Regions from separate parts of the Homo sapiens genome. Here region 2 is linked to region 1. Evidence: read pairs that join two places in POLR2A ChIA-PET (ENCODE). Cell type or tissue: IMR-90. All regions are shown on one strand. Links, peaks and the distances in the headings refer to the core of each region. The heading gives the core; the rest is flanking DNA.

Evidence for each region. Peaks named below come from ENCODE experiments on the same cell type or tissue, not always from the same donor. Only the 100,000 strongest peaks of a DNase experiment are listed, where the experiment ranks them.
Region 2: POLR2A ChIA-PET joins it to region 1 with 21 read pairs; 10 of 35 experiments call an interaction of 5 or more read pairs at or near these places.

Annotation. Positions count from the first base shown.
Region 1 is chr19:882,536-890,770 of GRCh38, reverse strand. MED16 (mediator complex subunit 16) reads left to right here. Exons shown (of 16, transcript NM_005481.3): 3 at 527-634; 4 at 964-1,133; 5 at 4,570-5,001; 6 at 5,763-5,868. Among named protein-coding and RNA genes, the nearest start is that of MED16, 6.5 kb to the left of the region's middle. RefSeq lists enhancers at 4,426-4,926, 4,927-5,427. In IMR-90, for the core only: no CTCF peak of the experiment used is centred there; a DNase peak (open chromatin) is centred at 3,510.
Region 2 is chr19:934,357-942,740 of GRCh38, reverse strand. The region is part of intron 3 of ARID3A (AT-rich interaction domain 3A); the gene reads right to left. Among named protein-coding and RNA genes, the nearest start is that of ARID3A, 13 kb to the right of the region's middle. RefSeq lists silencers at 1,565-1,844, 1,905-2,024 and an enhancer at 7,659-8,189. In IMR-90, for the core only: no CTCF peak of the experiment used is centred there; no DNase peak of the experiment used is centred there; H3K27ac peaks cover 2,152 bases.

The DNA.
Region 1 (8,235 bases), core at 1-8,000:
CCTGGTGCCAGGAGACATGAGATCGCCCCGTGTGCGGGATCGAATCGGGCTGGAGCGTTGGTTGACGGAGGCTTGTTGGAGACACGTGCCCCAGTTTTCTAGACGGTGTGTGTCACTGGTTTTTGAAAGGTGCGTGGTGGCTGTGCCCGTCTTCTCTCCATTGTTTGAGTAATAGGCACTCATAATACGTGGTCATTAGAGAAAACTAGAAAACCACAGAAAATTGGAATCAAATCGGGGTGCAAAAAAGCCACCTATTATCTGCTGTGGAGAGGCTCCCACTGTTCACATTTCGGAGTCATTTTCTTCTAATCTGGTTTTAAAGACACAGTTGTGGCGCCTCACAGGCCTGCTCTGTTCCTGCGGGGGGACAGCCTGTTCCCTGAGCTGTCGACTCGGCTGACAGCAGTTCTGTGACCTTCCTGGGGTGGGACACACACCGGCTTACCTGGAGCCTGCCTGGAGTCATCGTCATCGTCTGCAGGCTGTGGTGCCAGGCCGTGCTGACCATGCCCCGTCCCCACAGACCTGACCCGCATGATCCACATCCTGGACACGGAGCACCCCTGGGACCTGCACTCGATCCCCTCAGAGCACCACGAGGCCATCACCTGCCTGGAGTGGGACCAGTCAGGTGAGGCGCTGGTCCCACGTGGCCAGGGGTGGCGACCCGGATCCCGGAGCAGGGGGGCCCTGTGTTTCTCCGGTCAGTCTGGAGTCCGGCGCTGGGTCTAGAGCCCCTGGTCTGCAGCTTTGCACCTGCTGCTCTTTCCATAGTGGCCCGAATCATTCTTGTTCAGGGTGTCTCAGGGCATCTCTGGAGTGCGCCTTGTGCCACCTGCTGTGCCCTACCTGGGCCGAGACCTCTCCACTGGGCTGGCTTCCCCCAGGCGCTGTGCCGTCCTGCAACGCAGTGCTCTGCCCATCCCTGGAAGGTTCGCAATGATGGCTTCTTGCCCTCAGGCTCCCGGCTCCTGTCAGCAGATGCCGACGGGCAGATCAAGTGCTGGAGCATGGCGGACCACCTGGCTAATAGCTGGGAGAGCTCAGTGGGCAGCCTAGTGGAGGGGGACCCCATTGTGGCCCTGTCCTGGCTGCACAATGGTGTGAAACTGGCCCTGCACGTGGAGAAGGTGAGTGTCCTGCCCGAGTGAGCGGATGAGGCAGATGAGATGTCACCCTACCCAGCCACCCGCCAGCCCCTCTCCTCTCCATCACCAGCATCCCCTGGTTTTTTGGACCTTGCACTTGGCTCCCACCTGCAGTCCGGCTGTCATTAGCACCTGTGTGTTCAGTGGCCTCTCATTTAACTGAGGGTGGCTGTTCACTTGGCCCCCACCTGCAGTCTGGCTGTCATTGGCACCTGCGTGTTCAGTGGCCCCTCATTTAACTGAGGGTGGCCGTTCTTAGTGAGTTATCTCTTTCACTGGAGGCTACTGTCCTTAGGTAGCTGCATGTATAACTGGTGGCTGCTGTCTTCTGAATGCAGCCCACCCTCTGATTTAGTAACATCCCAGAGCCCCTCTCTATGCTCCCTGTGATTCGGCCCCACAGGTAAGAGTAGGCGTGGCCAGGGTTGGGGGGGACAGTTAAGATAGGCGTGGCCAGGGTTGGGGGGGACAGTTAAGAGTAGGCGTGGCCAGGGTTGGGGACAGTTAAGAAGTAGGCGTGGCCAGGGTTGGGGACAGTTAAGAGTAGGCGTGGCCAGGGTTGGGGGGGACAGTTAAGAGTAGGCGTGGCCAGGGTTGGGGGGGCACCTGGGTTCAGGCTCTGACTCCTCACCTCTGTGTGTCAGTTTCCTCACTGACGGCAGGGTCTCGGGGATGTTCGTGGCAAAGGCCTCACAGCCACCCCAGCTTCGTGCCTCTGTGCGTCTGCTTGTGCTGGGGCTCTCGCAGGAACTAGGAGGCCTTCCTGGAGGGATGCAGTGGACAAGATCTTTTCTCTCGTCCCTTCGTGAGTCCCTCCCCAGGGACTGCCATTGTCGGCGCATTGCCGCAGTACACGCAGCACCGGCTTCGTGCCACGGGGGCCCTCCGGGGTGCACTCCCCACCCTGCGGTCCCCGTTTGTCTGTATTTCCTGTTTTTGGTAACAGTTTTGTCGGGATGGAGTTCACAGACCTTAGAACTCACCCATTGAGAGTGTGCAGCCCACACGGTCCAGAGGTTTCGTATACACTCGCCATGTTGTGCGGCCACCACCATAGCTAACCTCAGACCTTTATCTTTTTTTTTTTTTTTTTTTGGAGACAGAGTCTCGCTCTATCCCCCAGGCTGGAGTGCAGTGATGCGATCTTGGCTCACAGCAACCTCTGCCTCCTGGGTTCAAGCGATTCTCCTGCCTCAGCTTCCTGAGTAGCTGGGATTACAGGCACCCACCACCACACCTGGCTAATTTTTGTAATTTTTTAGTAGAGACGGGGTTTCACCATGTTGGCCAGGCTGGTCTCGAACTTCTCACCTCAGGTGATCCGTCTGCCTCAGCCTCCCAAAGTGCTGGGATTAGAGGTGTGAGCCAACGAGCCCGGCCAGACCTTTATCTTTTTTGTTTGTTTGTTTGTTTTTTGAGACAGGGTCTTGCTCTGTTGCCCAGGCTGGAGTGTAGTGGCGCGATCTCGGCTCACTGCAGCCTCTCCCTCCCGGGCTCAAGCGATTCTACTGCCTCAGCCTCCTGAATAGCTGGGATTACAGGCGCCCGCCACCACGCCCGGCTGCTTTTTTGTATTTTTAGTAGGGACCGGGTTTCTCCATGTTGGTCAGGGTGGTCTCGAACTCCTAACCTCAGGTGATCTGCCTGTCTTGGCCTCCCAAAGTGCTGGGATGACAGGCGTGAGTCACTGTGCCCAGCTTCAGTCCCTTCTCATCACCCGAAAAGGAAACCCAGTCCCCATCCTGCATCACCCTGATCCATCCCCCACCCCAGCCCCCGAGACCCAGTTGTCTCTCTGGATCTGCCTGTCCTGGACATTCATAGAAACAGGATCACACACTGCGTAGCCTTCTGTGTCTGGCATCTCTTACTGAGCGTGATGTCCTCAAGGTGCATCCCCGCTGTGGCCTGAGTCAGAGCCTCGCTTTTTAAAATAACCAAATACATTTTTTTTGAGACAGAGTCTTGTTCTGTCAACCGGGCTGGAGTGCAGTGGTGCGATCTCGGCTCACTGAAACTTCCACCTCCCAGGTTCAAGTGATTCTCCTGCCTCAGCCTCCCGAGTAGCTGGAATTACAGGCACGCACCACCGCGCCCGGCTAATTTTTGTATTTTTAGTAGAGACGGGGTTTCACTATCTTGGCCAGGATGGTGTCGAACTCCTGACCTTGAGATCTGCCCGCCTCGGCCTCCCAAAGTGCTGAGATTACAGGCGTGAGCCACCGCGTCCGGCCAAATTTTTGTTTTTTAATTACATTAATAAAAGGCACATGTGCTCCTTTAACATAGTCTCAGACATGCCAGCCTGCGACCCACACAGACGTGTGGTGTGGACACCAGATGAGTCGTCGCCATGGCAACCCCTCACCACCAGGCCTGGCTTGCTTCCTGGACTTCTGGACCTGCTTCTTGCTATAAGAAGTGTTTTTTTTTAACTTGTAACTTAGAATGGAGCCGTACGATACGTATGATACACTTCTCTTCCTCGCATTTTTTCACAACGTAGAGACATTTTTCTTGTTCTTTTTTTTTTTGTTTTTGAGACAAAGTTTTGCTCTCGTTGCCCAGGCCAGAGTGTAATGGTGTGATCTCGGCTCACTGCAATCACCACCTCCTGGATTCCAGCAATTCTCCTGCCTCAGCCTCCTGAGTAGCTGGGATTATAGGCACCCGCTACCATGCCCGGCTAATTTTTTTGTATTTTTTATTAGCAACAGGCTTTTACTGTGTTGGCCAGGCTGGTCTTGAACTGCTGACCTCAGGGGATCCACCTGCCTCAGCCCCCCAAAGTGCTGGGATTATAGGCGAGAGCCACCGTGCGCAGCCAAGACCCCATCTTTTAAAAGACTCACGTTGAAAGAAGGGTGGATGTTTCCGTATGTCAATAATGACTTGACAAATTTGATTTGAAATCAAATAGTGCCCGCAGCAGCCGCTGGTGCTTACACAGCACTTCCTGAGTGCTATAGCTCAGGTCTGCACAGTGCGGCCCAGGGCCTGACGGCCCCCGCCTGGGTTTGTGAGTGTGGCTCATTGGCACCAGCTGCCTGTGTGCCGCCACGGCAGAGCCAGAGCCAAGTCGTTGCAACAGGGACCACCTGGCTCCCAGAACCGAGCATGCTGCTGTCTGTCCCTTTACAGAAAGGGGAGGTGACTCCCGTTGCGCACACGTTCACCCGTTTAATCCTCCCCACTGTCCTCTAAAGCAAAGGTGCCGTTCCTTCCACCTTACAGATGAGGAGACGGAGGGTCAGAGGGGATCACATCCCACACGGCTCAGGTGGCCGAGTCAGGATCTGAACCCAGGTGCACACACTCCTGGCTTCTGCGTGGTTCTTCTGTGCGCGTGTTTCTGGGGGTCATGGGGCAGCCCCCATGAGCCTGAGCGGCCCCTCCTCCCTCCCTCCCTTCTCCACAGTCGGGCGCCTCCAGCTTCGGGGAGAAGTTCTCCCGAGTCAAGTTCTCACCGTCGCTCACGCTGTTCGGCGGCAAGCCCATGGAGGGCTGGATCGCGGTGACGGTCAGCGGCCTGGTCACCGTGTCCCTGCTGAAGCCCAGCGGGCAGGTGCTGACGTCCACCGAGAGCCTGTGCCGGCTGCGCGGCCGCGTGGCCCTGGCCGACATCGCCTTCACCGGCGGCGGCAACATCGTGGTGGCCACGGCGGACGGCAGCAGCGCGTCGCCCGTGCAGTTCTACAAGGTGTGCGTGAGCGTGGTGAGCGAGAAGTGCCGTATCGACACGGAGATCCTGCCCTCCCTGTTCATGCGCTGCACCACCGACCTCAACCGCAAGGACAAGTTTCCCGCCATCACCCACCTCAAGTTCCTGGCCCGGGACATGTCGGAGCAGGTGAACGGGCGCAGGCCATCACGTGGGCTGGCAGGCTTGGAATGAAGCACTGCTTCTCAGGGTCCTGGGGGTGGAGACCCGCGCGGGCCTCCACGGGCTAAACCGTGGTGTGGGCAGGGCCGGTCCCTCCCGGGGGCTCCAGGGGAGAACCCATTTTCTGCCTTTCCCAGCATCTGGAGGCGCCCAATCCCTCGGTTCGGGGCGCCTTCCTCCCGCTTCGTGGCCACAGCGCAGCCTCTTCCTGTCTCTGAATCTCAACCTCCCACATTCTCTCCTGAGGACCCTGTGAGGACACTGGGGCCCCCGGACCCCCCCCAACGTGCTCTCCCGTCTCAGTGTCCCGAACCGAATCCCACCCGCAGGTCCCTTCTCTGTGAGAGGCGGCCCAGCCACCGGTCCTAGGGCTGAGGATGGGATGTTCTGGGGGCCACTGTTGAGCCGACCACACCAGGTCGCCTGGATTCCTGTTGTAATTAGGAATCAGTAACGCCCCAAACTCCTTGAAGCCCCTGACTTGGTTCCCTGTGTCCCTTTGCTGTCCCTGTGGGAGGGCACCATCCGGGGACATTTGCGTTCCTGTGAGTGGATGTTGGGCTCTGGGGACAGGCCTGGGCTGGAATCCAGGAGGGCCCGAGGGGCAGGCGTGGCTGAAGAGACAGGCCCAGCAGTGCGTGGCCCCAGGGTCCCGCAGCTCAGGCTCCGGTGGTGGCGTGGCCACCACAGCAGTGCCGGGTCAGCCCTCACCCCCACCTCCCCCGCAGGTGCTTTTGTGCGCGTCCAGCCAGACCAGCAGCATCGTGGAGTGCTGGTCCCTGCGCAAGGAGGGACTCCCCGTGAACAACATCTTCCAGCAGATCTCCCCCGTGGGTGAGTCTCCCGCCGGCTGCGGAGGCCCTGGGCCTGCCCTCGGGGGCGGTTGGTTTTTATTTTGGAGGCAGGTCTTGCTGTGTCACCCAGGGTGGTCCTGAACCCCGGCCCTAAGCGATCGTCTCGCCTCGATCTCCAGTAGTGCTAGGATCTCGGGTGTGACCGCGCGCCTGCCAGCATTCTGAGTGTGTTAGGCGTATAGACTCCTCCATCCTTCCACGCCCGCTGCGGCGGCTGCCACCATTCTGTGCGAGGCCGAGGCTGAGAGGTGTCGTTGCTCAGCCAGCGGGGACACCGTGAGGGGCTGCAGGCGTGTGGGCGGCTGTGGAGCGTGGGTCTGTGGGTGGGGCCGTCGGGCAGCAGGGGACAGGCCAGACCGGGCAGGGGCGGTGCACGGAATCCTCCGGAACCTGGTTCAGGGAGAGGAAGCCAAGGCTCAGCGGGTCAGCTGAGGCTGCTGAGAACACGCCCCCCACCCCACCCCACCTCTCCAGCAGCCTCTTCTGGGGCCCCCATTCCCATCTCTATCCGCCCGATGGGCCCCCCGCACCCACGGAGCCAAGCCCGTCATCCCCACCTCCGGCACAAAATCCTGGGGCTGGAGCGAAGCAGGGACGCCCGCCTGCTATGACCGGGGACCAGAACAGCCGCTTGGTTTTCAGAGCCTCGGAGGCTGCGGGCCTGGTTTTTAGGCTGGCCTCCGCTCTGGAGAAGGGAGATGTTTTCCCGGTAGATGAGAGCACAGGCATTTGCCGATTAGCGCTAATGGACCCTGGAGTGGCCAGACGTGGGGGCACGTGGGGCAGGTGGGGCAGGCGCTCCTCAGAAGCCACTAATGAGCACGTGTCAAGAGGCCCCGATGGCTCCCGGGGCCTGCAGGTGGTTATGTCAACTGCCCATTGTGGCCGCAGAGGCAGTAAAGGTGAAGAGGGCCACTGCCATTCCTTCCCCCAGGGCTTGTAGTGAGTCACCAGGCAGGTGAAGAGGGCTGCTGCCATTCCTTCTCCCAGGGCTCGTTCCTTCGCCCGGTCCCCAGGGCCTTGTTGGGCCTCATTCCTTCCCCTGGGCCTCGTGGTGAGTCACCAGGCAGTTTGGGCTGCGCTGGCTCCTGCAGCAGCACCTGGCGCCACCCCGTGTGGCTGCACAGACCTGCACCTTCACTGCCCGGTGCCCCCGCTGGGCACGTCTGTGTCTACCATCTGCCCACAGCCAAGCCACTGGGCAGTCCTGGGCTCCGACACTCCTCCTCGTCTCCTGCAGCCGTCCTCACCTGCTGGCCCAGCTGTTACCCGCCCGAGAGCCACGTCTCACACACATGCCACAGCCTTTCTCAGGTCTCACATCCCTGGCAGCTGGGGGTCACTGGGACAGTCCCCACCGCACCCATCTCTCCCCCATCTCTCCCCCTACCGCCCCACGTGCCCACCATGCCAGGCTTTGGTCCCCGCCATGCCCAGCTCTTCACGCACCGCCCCACGTGCCCACCGTGCCAGGCTTCGGTCCCCGCCATGCCCAGCTCTTCACCCACCACCCCACGTGCCCACCGTGCCAGGCTTCGGTCCCCGCCATGCCCAGCTCTTCACCCACCGCCCCACGTGCCCACCATGCCAGGCTTCGGTCCCCGCCATGCCCAGCTCTTCACGCACCGCCCCACGTGCCCACCATGCCAGGCTTCGGTTCCTACCATGCCCAGCTCTTCACCCACTGCCCCACATCCCCACTTAGCAGCTTAGCTTCTCCCTGCCTCAAGTCCCCCCTCATTTAGGAATGCTGACCGCAGCCGTCAGTTGGATGGAGGAGGGGATGTAAATCGTGCTGTGAGGGTACCCTGGCCACTAGCTGGGGGTGTGGTCGTCATGGCAGCTGCCTCCCCCGGCGCTGGGGCGTTGAGTTTCCTGTCTTTCCTATGAGAGGCTCAATTCCATGAGGGCCAGCCACCCCTGACCACTGTGTGCCCTCTGGGCGTCTCAGCCACTCTCTGGGCCTGTTTCCCCCCAGGGAATGCTGCTCACAGGACCCCTATACGGGTTTGCAGGAGGTCAAGGCTCTGTGACCGTGATGGCCCGTCCGGGGCAGAGACCTCATGATGCGGGTGGCACAGAGCAGCTGCGTGGTAGTCAGCTTCAGCCGAGTAACAAGCCAGCCCCAAACTGAGCAGCTCAGGCCAGCAGCCCTGCACTGTTTCTGTTTCTGTGGCTGCCTCAGCTGCGCTCTCCTGGTTCCCACGTGTCTGCGGTTAGCAGCCGAGGTGGCGTGGCCTGTCCACTGGCCGCACATGCTCCAGCAGGCCGGCTCCAGCTGCCCTCCGTGTCCCACATGCAGCCACAGCAGGACCCCCCACACGTGCTCTCTGGGCCACTGTTTTTG
Region 2 (8,384 bases), core at 253-8,252, 52 kb before region 1:
GCGTGGCTTCTGGACATGGGGCCTGGGTCCCCAGGGAGCTCACTTCCTGAGCCTGGCCAGAACCAGGGCCTGCGGGGCAGTGGGAGGGGCGGCCTCCACCTACTCCCTGCCCACCCACCTGTGCCCACGGACCCCCAGCCCAGCCCTGACCAAGGGGCAAGGCTGCATATCCCGGCGCTTGGGCCTTCAATGGCCAGATTAGTCAGCGTTTAACCCTGTGACCCCCAATTGTCCTCTGGCCATGTGCAGCCGGCAGAGCGGAGAAGAGGCGGTCCGCACCCGCCCCCCGTGTGCCACCCACCAGGTCGGCACCGCAGCGGCTCCCGGCCCGGCTCCCGGCGGCCAGTGGAGAGGACCTTGAGTCAAGCGTCCCTCGTGGGTGACGCCCCTGGGTGCCACCGCCGGGCAGCTGCGGGGGCCATGTCGCCACCGCCCCAGTCAGGATCGACAGTCAGGTAATTTGGGCCATCGAAGGGACCTGGACTTCAGCCCTTTGTGTCCAGCAGGGAAACTGAGGCAAGAGTGGACAGGGCTCTGCCGGCAGCTCCTCGGGGTCGGAGAGGGTGGGGGTGCACCCCCAGCGGCCCTGTCCATAGCTCGGTGGCCACTGGGGCTCCATCATCGGCTAGGCTGGCTCCAGAGCCCATGGCGGGCAGGGGAGGCGCTGATCTGTGCCCCGCGGCCGACGCGCGCTGCTGACCAAGACAGACAGCGCCACTCTCTAGCAGCCCCGGGGGTCTAATGGTTAATAGGCCCCACCGCGACCTCATGCTTCAGGGTCCAGCACGAGGCTCCCAAATGCTCAGGCACACAGGAAGGTCGTCTGTCACGGGCACACGTGCGCACACGTGGCGAGCCCAAGCAGGCACGCTTTTGGACACACACTCTCCAGCCTCGACGTGCACACACACATACGCTTGCAGCCACCCCTGACACACACACACACACACACACACACACAGCCACATCCACACAAAACACAAGAGACCAGTCCGGCACAGCAGCTCACGCCTGTAATCCCAGCACTTTCAGAGACCGAGGCGGGAGGATCACTTGAGCCCAGGAGTTTGAGACCAGGCTGGGCAACATGATGGCAAGACCCCATCTTTATAGTTAAAAAAATGCACACACAGGAGATCATCACCCCAACATAGACATTCACAAAGGACGTCAGGGCAGACACACGTCTGGACACACTCACCAACAGGTCCACGCAAAACAGGGACGTGGGAAGTTTGCCACGTCACTCGGCACACAGAGACCTAAACGAACACCGTGGTGCTGGCTGGGGACACGCAGGCGGGCGCGTGAGGTGCCGCTGGCTGGGTGCACACAGCCCCACACACGAGACCCACAGAATCCAGCAGGTGCCCGGTGGGCAGAGGCCTTGGAGGGTCCGAAGATGCTGTGTCTGGAGCAAGATTCCCTCCCAGGCAGGGTCCCACGAGACAGGACCCACGAGCCGCCCGGCCACAGCCCCAGCGTGCACACTCGCACGCACGCCACGGCGGCTCACCACGCCCATTCCCCCGCCCAGGCACCACGCGGGGACACTCTCTGCCTGCGGGCACCGCTCCCTCGGGCTGCCGCGTGTGTTATTAGAAAGCATGGGGCGGGGCCGGCGCTTGGCAGCAGCCACCAGGGTGGGACGCCGGCGGTGGGCGTGGGGCCAGGCCGCGGCGGCGGTGACCCCGCGGCGGTGACCCGACGGCCAGGCGGTGGCGCAGGGGCCAGATAAGGCTCTTCCGGCTGAGTCAGCGACGCTCCTGGCACGGGCACGGGCCGGGGCACAGTGCCAGGGGCTGGCGGGCACCCACCCACCCCTCGCCCGCCAGGGCCCAGCTGGCCCGGCGCCAGCAGCCACAGTGGCTTTGATGAGGCGGGCGCTGCCCCGGTGGGGAGGACCAGGTGCCCAGGGGGCTTCCCGACAGCCCTCCCGGCGGCTCACGTGCAGCCGGGGCTCCCGGAGGCCCAGGAAGACGCCGGCACCAGGGCTGGCGGCCGAGGGCCTGGCTCGGGGCTCTCTTGACAAACACACTCTGTCTCAAACACAGCCGCTGCCTCTGTGTGCTCGGAACCTGCTGCCTGACCTCTGGGCAAAGGCCCCAGCTGCACCATCTGCCTAGAGCACCCGCCTGTGCTGGGAAAATTCTCCTCCTTCTCCTTCTTCTCAGGCCCCAGAAGCCCAGCTGCAGTGTTGGCCTCTTCTACTCCTGCCTGGACCAAGGGTGCCTCCGTTCTGTCTCCAAAACAGGCTCCAGAAGGGTCCTCCCAGCCTCCTTCTCCCAGCTCCAAACCCTGCCAAGTGCCCTCAAGCTCTGCCCACCCCTCCTGCTACACCGAGAGCTTGACTGACCCGCGGCCCAGGACGGCTGTAAATGCGGCCCAGTGCAAACGCGTACATTTCTTAGCGCACGATGAGAGTTTTTTTGCAATTTTTTTTGGCTCATCAGGTATCATTAGTGTTACTGTATTTTACATGTGGTCCAAGACAATTCTTCTTCTTCCAATGTAGCCCAGGGAAGCCAAAAAGTTGGCCACCCTGGCCCCACACATTACGCTCCAGTCACAGTGATCCCAGAGGCAGGCCCTGCCCTGCTGTGGCTCGCTAACAAACTCTTACACATCCTGCAAAGCCCCAGCCCCAATGCCCCTTCCTCTTGGCAGCCTCCCCCTCAATCCCCTCTAGCCCAGCCCTGACCCCTCGAGGGATGTGGGGAAGCCCAGCAGCGCCCCTAAGCCTCAGTCTGAAATGGACGTGGCGAGGCCACGGCAGACCCCAGTGCTACCTTCACATCCAGCTCTGTCTCCCACCAGTCTGGGGGTCTCCGGGGCACGACGAAGAAAACGTGTTGCCGATTCTCCCAGAGCCCTGGCAATTCCAGCTCCCCACCTCCTCCCCACACTGCTCCAAGCAACTCTCACGCCCCGAAGATGTTCGTTACAGTATTGCTTACAACAGGGAAATGACCGAGGGAAGTGTGTGGACGTGGGGGTGTCCAGCGCCACGAGGGGAACGTCCATACAGCTGAAAAGAACCAGGTGGCTCGGAACATCCCAATTACGACGCGAACGCACCCAAGATAAACAGCTCCTCGAAGGCAGCGGCGGGAGGAACCTCCCGACCTGCCCGGAAGATCACACGTTAGATACCTCCCAGGTCACATTCCTGGGTGTGAGTGGGCAGAGAAAGGCCTGGAGAACATGCGGCTCATGCCCTAGAGGTCAAGGGAGGGACTCGGGGCTCCCTGTAAACGTTCCATTTTCTTCCTCTCTGCAAGAAGAGTGTCAAGTGTTACTTCTGGAACCAAAAGTGTATCGAGAGGCCGGGCGCGGTGGCTCAGGCCTGTCATCCCAGCACTCTGGGAGGCCGAGGCGGGCAGATCACGAGGTCAGGAATACGAGACCACCCTGGGCAACATGGTGAAACCCCGTCTCTACTAAAAATACAAAAATAAGCTGGGTGTGGTGGTGGGCGCCTGTAGTCCCAGCTACTCTGGAGGCTGAGGCAGGAGAATTGCTTGAACCCGAGAGGCGGAGGTTGCAGTGAGCCGAGATGGCGCCACTGCATTCCAGGCTGGTGACAGAGCAAGACTCCGTCTAAAATAATAATAATAAATAAATAAATAAATAAATAAATAAATAGGCCAGGTGTGGTGGCACGCGCCTGTAGTCACAGCTATTTGGGAGGCTGAGGCAGGAGAATGACTTGAACCCAGTAAGCAGAGGTTGCAGTGAGCTGAGATTGCACCATTGCACTGCAGCCTGGGTGACAAAACAAGACTCCGTCTCAAAAAAAAAAAAAAAAAAGAGAGATAAAATAATGTATCTATGTGTATTTTCCACAATTAAAAAAAACAAATGAGCTGAAAAGACCAAAAAAAGACCAAAAACCGGATGCCCGTTTCTTGCTGGGGTCTCGCTTCACTCCCGAGAGCTGCCTGGCAGGCACCGTGGTGAGGACCCAGCGGTCTCTGGGGCTGGGCCCAGCGAGGTGTGTCTGGCCTTGAGCCTGAGAGGCTGCTGGTGGCCGTCCCTGCCCCAGTGCCCACACACGCCCAGCTGTCAGGCCCGGAGGCCTGGATATGAGGACAGCACTGAGGTCTGGCCTGGTCTAACCACTTTCATTCCAGACAAAAAGAAAAACGGAGGGGCAGCTGAGCTTCCCCAAAACCGTCCCACCAGCAGCTCCCTGGGCCATCCATCCACACACCGCTGGGTCCTCTCTGGCAGGTGCATCCCGGGGGTCAAATTCCAGCTCTGACACGTCCCCCGGGCGACTGTGCACAAGTCATGTGATCACCCCATGCCTCAGTTTCTCGTCTGCACAACAGGTTCAACGGCAGCTCCTTGGGATCCAGTGAGGATCTGGGAGACGACCCATCTAAAACACTCAGTCACTTTCTTCACGCAGTGAAGCAACAGATACCGGCTAGTGCCGTCATTCCTACACCTCTGAGCTCATCTGCAAGTTACATGGGCAGCAAGCTTTACTTTGGAAAGCAGAGGGAGAGATCCTGACACTGAATGAAAATCAGAACCACAGTGAGAAACCACGCCACCCCCACAAGGAGGCTAGGATCAAAAGTCGACAACAGGCCGGGCGCGGTGGCTCACGTCTGTGATCCCAGCACTCTGGGACGCTGAGGTGTGAGGATCACCTGAGGTTGGGAGTTCAAGACCACCCTGCCCAACACGGTGAAACCCCGTCTCTACTAAAAATACAAAAAATTAGCCGGGCGCAGTGGCTCACACCTGTAATCTCAGCACTTTGGGAGGCCGAGGCGGGCGGATCACGAGGTCAAGAGATCGAGACCATCCTGGCTAACACGGTGAAACCCCATCTCTACTAAAAAATACAAAAAAATTAGCTGGGCGTGGTGGCAGGTGCCTGTAGTCCCAGCTACTCGGGAGGCTGAGGCAGGAGAATGGCGTGAACCCGGGAGGTGGAGGTTGCAGTGAGCCGAGATCGCCCCATTGCACTCCAGCCTGGGTGACAGAGCAAGACTCTGTCTCAAAAAAAAAAAAAAAAAAAAAAAAAGTCGACAATAACAAGTGGTGAGGATGTAGAGGAACTGGAACCCACATCTGTGGCTGGTGGGAAGGTAACGTGGGCAGCTGCTTGCTAAACAGTCTAGCAGTTCCTCTGATGGGTGAATATGGAGTCACCAGCAGACCCAGCAATTCTCCCAGATACACACCCAAAAGTAATACAAACGTACGCCCACATAAAAACGTGTACAGCACTACAAACCCAAAAGGCAGAAACAGGTCGAGTGGTCACCAACAGCGGAACGGGCAAACACAATACGGCACATCCATCCAGCGGAGTATGACTCAGCCGTGAAAAGGAAGGAGACTCCGACCCAGGCCACGGTGCTGATGCACCTGGAGGACGTCACGCTCAGTGAGATACGCCAGACACAAAAGGCCACGCAGTGTGTGATCCCATTTCTTTTCTTTGTTCTTGTTTTTCTGAGATGGAGTCTCCCTCTGTTGCCCAGGCTGGAGTGCAGTGGCGCGATCTCGGCTCACGGCAATCTCCGCCTCCCGGGTTCAAGCGGTTCTGTCTCAACCTCCCGAGTGCTGGGATTATAGGTGCCCGCCACCACACCCAGCTAATTTTTGTATTTTTAGTAAAGACAGGGTTTTGCTGTGTTGGCCAGGCTGGTCTCAAACTCCTGACCTCAGGTGCTCTGCCCACCTCAGCCTCCCAAAGTACAGGGATTACAGGCGTGAAGCACTGCACCCAGCTATGTGATCCCATTTCTATAAAATGTCCAGAACAGGCCAATCCACAGAGGCAGGAGGGGATGTGTGGTTGCCAGGGGCTGGGGCGTGCTGGTAGAATAGGGGGATAATAGTTAAAGGGTCAGGGTTTATTTTATTTTATTTATTTAGAGACAGAATCTCTCTCTGCCACACAGGCTGGAGTGCAGTGGCATGATCTCGGCTCACTGTAACCTCTGCTTCTGAGTTCAAGTGATTCCCCTGCCTCAGCCTCCCAAGTAGCTGGGACTACAGGCGCGTGCTGCCACGCCCGGCTAATTTTTTATATTTTTAGTAGAGACAGGGTTTCACCGTGTTAGCCAGGATGGTCTCGATCTCCTGACCTCGTGATCCGCCTGCCCCGGCCTCCCAAAGTGCTGGGATTGCAGACGTGAGCCACTGCACCCACCCTATCCTTCTTATTTTTTCGAGACAGGGTCTCGCTCTGTCACCAAGCTGGAGTGTGGTGGCGCGATCACGGCTCACTGCAGCCTTGTCCTCCTGGGCTCAAGGGATCCTCCCACCTCAGGGTCCCAAGTAGCTGGGACTACAGGTGTGCGCCACCACACTCAGCTAATTTTTGTAGAGATGGGGTCTTGCTATACCGCCCAGGCTGGTGTAGAACTCCTGGGCTCAGGCTATCTGCCCATCTCGGCCTCCCACAGTGCCGGGATCACAGGTGTGAGCCACTGTGCCTGGCCCCAATCGTACAATTAAAACAGTGAATTGTATGGCATATGAAGTATAGCCCAATAAAGCTGTTTTTTAAGATTCATCTCAAATTCATTCAACACTTATTAGAATTGTTGAGACTAAAGGTTCAAATCCTTAAGCAGCTGAAGATCTGTGATTAACCGCCTGTGCGTGTAAAATCCCATCACGGGCCGGGCGCGGTGGCTCACGCCTTTAATCCCAGCGCTTTGGGAGGCCGAGGCAGGCGGATCACAAGGTCAGGAGATCGAGACCATCCTGGCTAACACGGTGAAACCTTGTCTCTACTAAAAATACAAAAAATTAGCCGGGCGCGGTGGCGGATGCCTGTAGTCCCAGCTACTCGGGAGGCTGAGGCAGGAGAATGGCGTGAACCCGGGAGGTAGAGCTTGCAGTGAGCCGCGATCGCGCCACTGTACTCCAGCCTGGGCGACAGAGCGAGACTCCGTCTCAAAAAATAAATAAACAAATATATAAATAAAATCCTACCATGGTGGGGTGCGGTGGCTCACGCCTGTAATCCCAGCACTTTGGGAGGCCAAGGAGGGCAGATCACCTGAGCCCAGGAGTTCTAGACCAGCCTGGGCAACATAGCAAGACCCCGTCTCTACAAAAATTAGCTGAGTTTGGTGGCGCCCGTCTGTACTCGCAGCTACTCAGGAGGCTGAGGCAGAAGGATCGCTTGAACCCAGGAGATCGAGGCTGCAGTGAGTTAGGACAGCACCACTACACTCCAGCCTACCCGACAGAGTAAGACCCTGCCTCAAAAATAATAATAATCCAATAAAATCCTACCGTGGCCGCTTTCTAGAAGCTGGGCCTGCTGTGTGGGTGACAGGAGGCCACCAGGAGGCTACGTCAGACATCAGGAGGCTGAGATCCTAATCACTGCCCGACACGTGCTGGCCTCCAAAACTGCACGTCCCCAGGCCCCAGGCAGCAAGGTTCCAGGTGTCCAAGGAAAGAACCCGTGGCCCTGAGCCTGCTGCGCCCGGCCCCCCGCCGCGGCCTGGCCACCCACCAGACCTGCAGCCGACAGCAGAATTTCACAGCTGTCGAGGATTTGCAGGCGGAAGTTAGCCCCGAGCCCTGCCAGGACCTGGGAGGAAGAGGCAGAGACGGTGCCAAGCGGCCGGCCAGCGGGCCAGGCCTGCCACGTGCCAGGAAGGGGGTGGGGCAGGCGCCAGAGTCAACAGGGGCCCCAGTAGGGGCCGGGCGGGAGGTAACACTGACTGGGCTGGTTGGGCCCAGGCCACTGTTGACACTGGGAACACAGGTGTCTGGCCAGCTGGGCGGGCGGCGGCATCGGCGGCTGGACCTGCCACGAACAGCCCAGGATAAGATCCCAGGACTGGCTGGGCACCGTGGCTCAGGCCTGTAATCCCAGCACTTTGGGAAGCTGAGTGAGGCAGATCACTTGAGCCCAGGAGTTTGAGACCAACCTGGGCAACACCGTGAAAGCCCTTCTCTAGAGAAAAAAAAGTCACAGGACTGCAGGGCGGGGGCCTCCCCCCACCCCCGCTGCCCACGACCATCCCTAGGCCCTCATCTTCTCGGAGTTCCAATCCCGTCTCCCGCAAGACCCAGAGGCGGCACCCGGTCCCTACACACAAGCCGAGCTTTAGTCCACCTCAGGGCCTCTGCACTGCCCGGTACACCCAGGGGGCAGGTGCGGGGCGGCAGGATCTCCAGGAATACCTGAGGCTGCCGGTGACACAGTGACCCCCCTCCCTGCACTGGCCTCAGTTTCCCCATCTCGGCTTCCCGCTGCAGAAAAACCCCACATGGCACCTACAACCCTGACCCGCGGTGTCGCCCAGACAAGGTAGACAGTGGCTTCTGCCTCCTGCCTTCGCTCAGGACATGCTGCGGGCTGTGGGGTCAGGGCGCCTGGCCCCTCATCC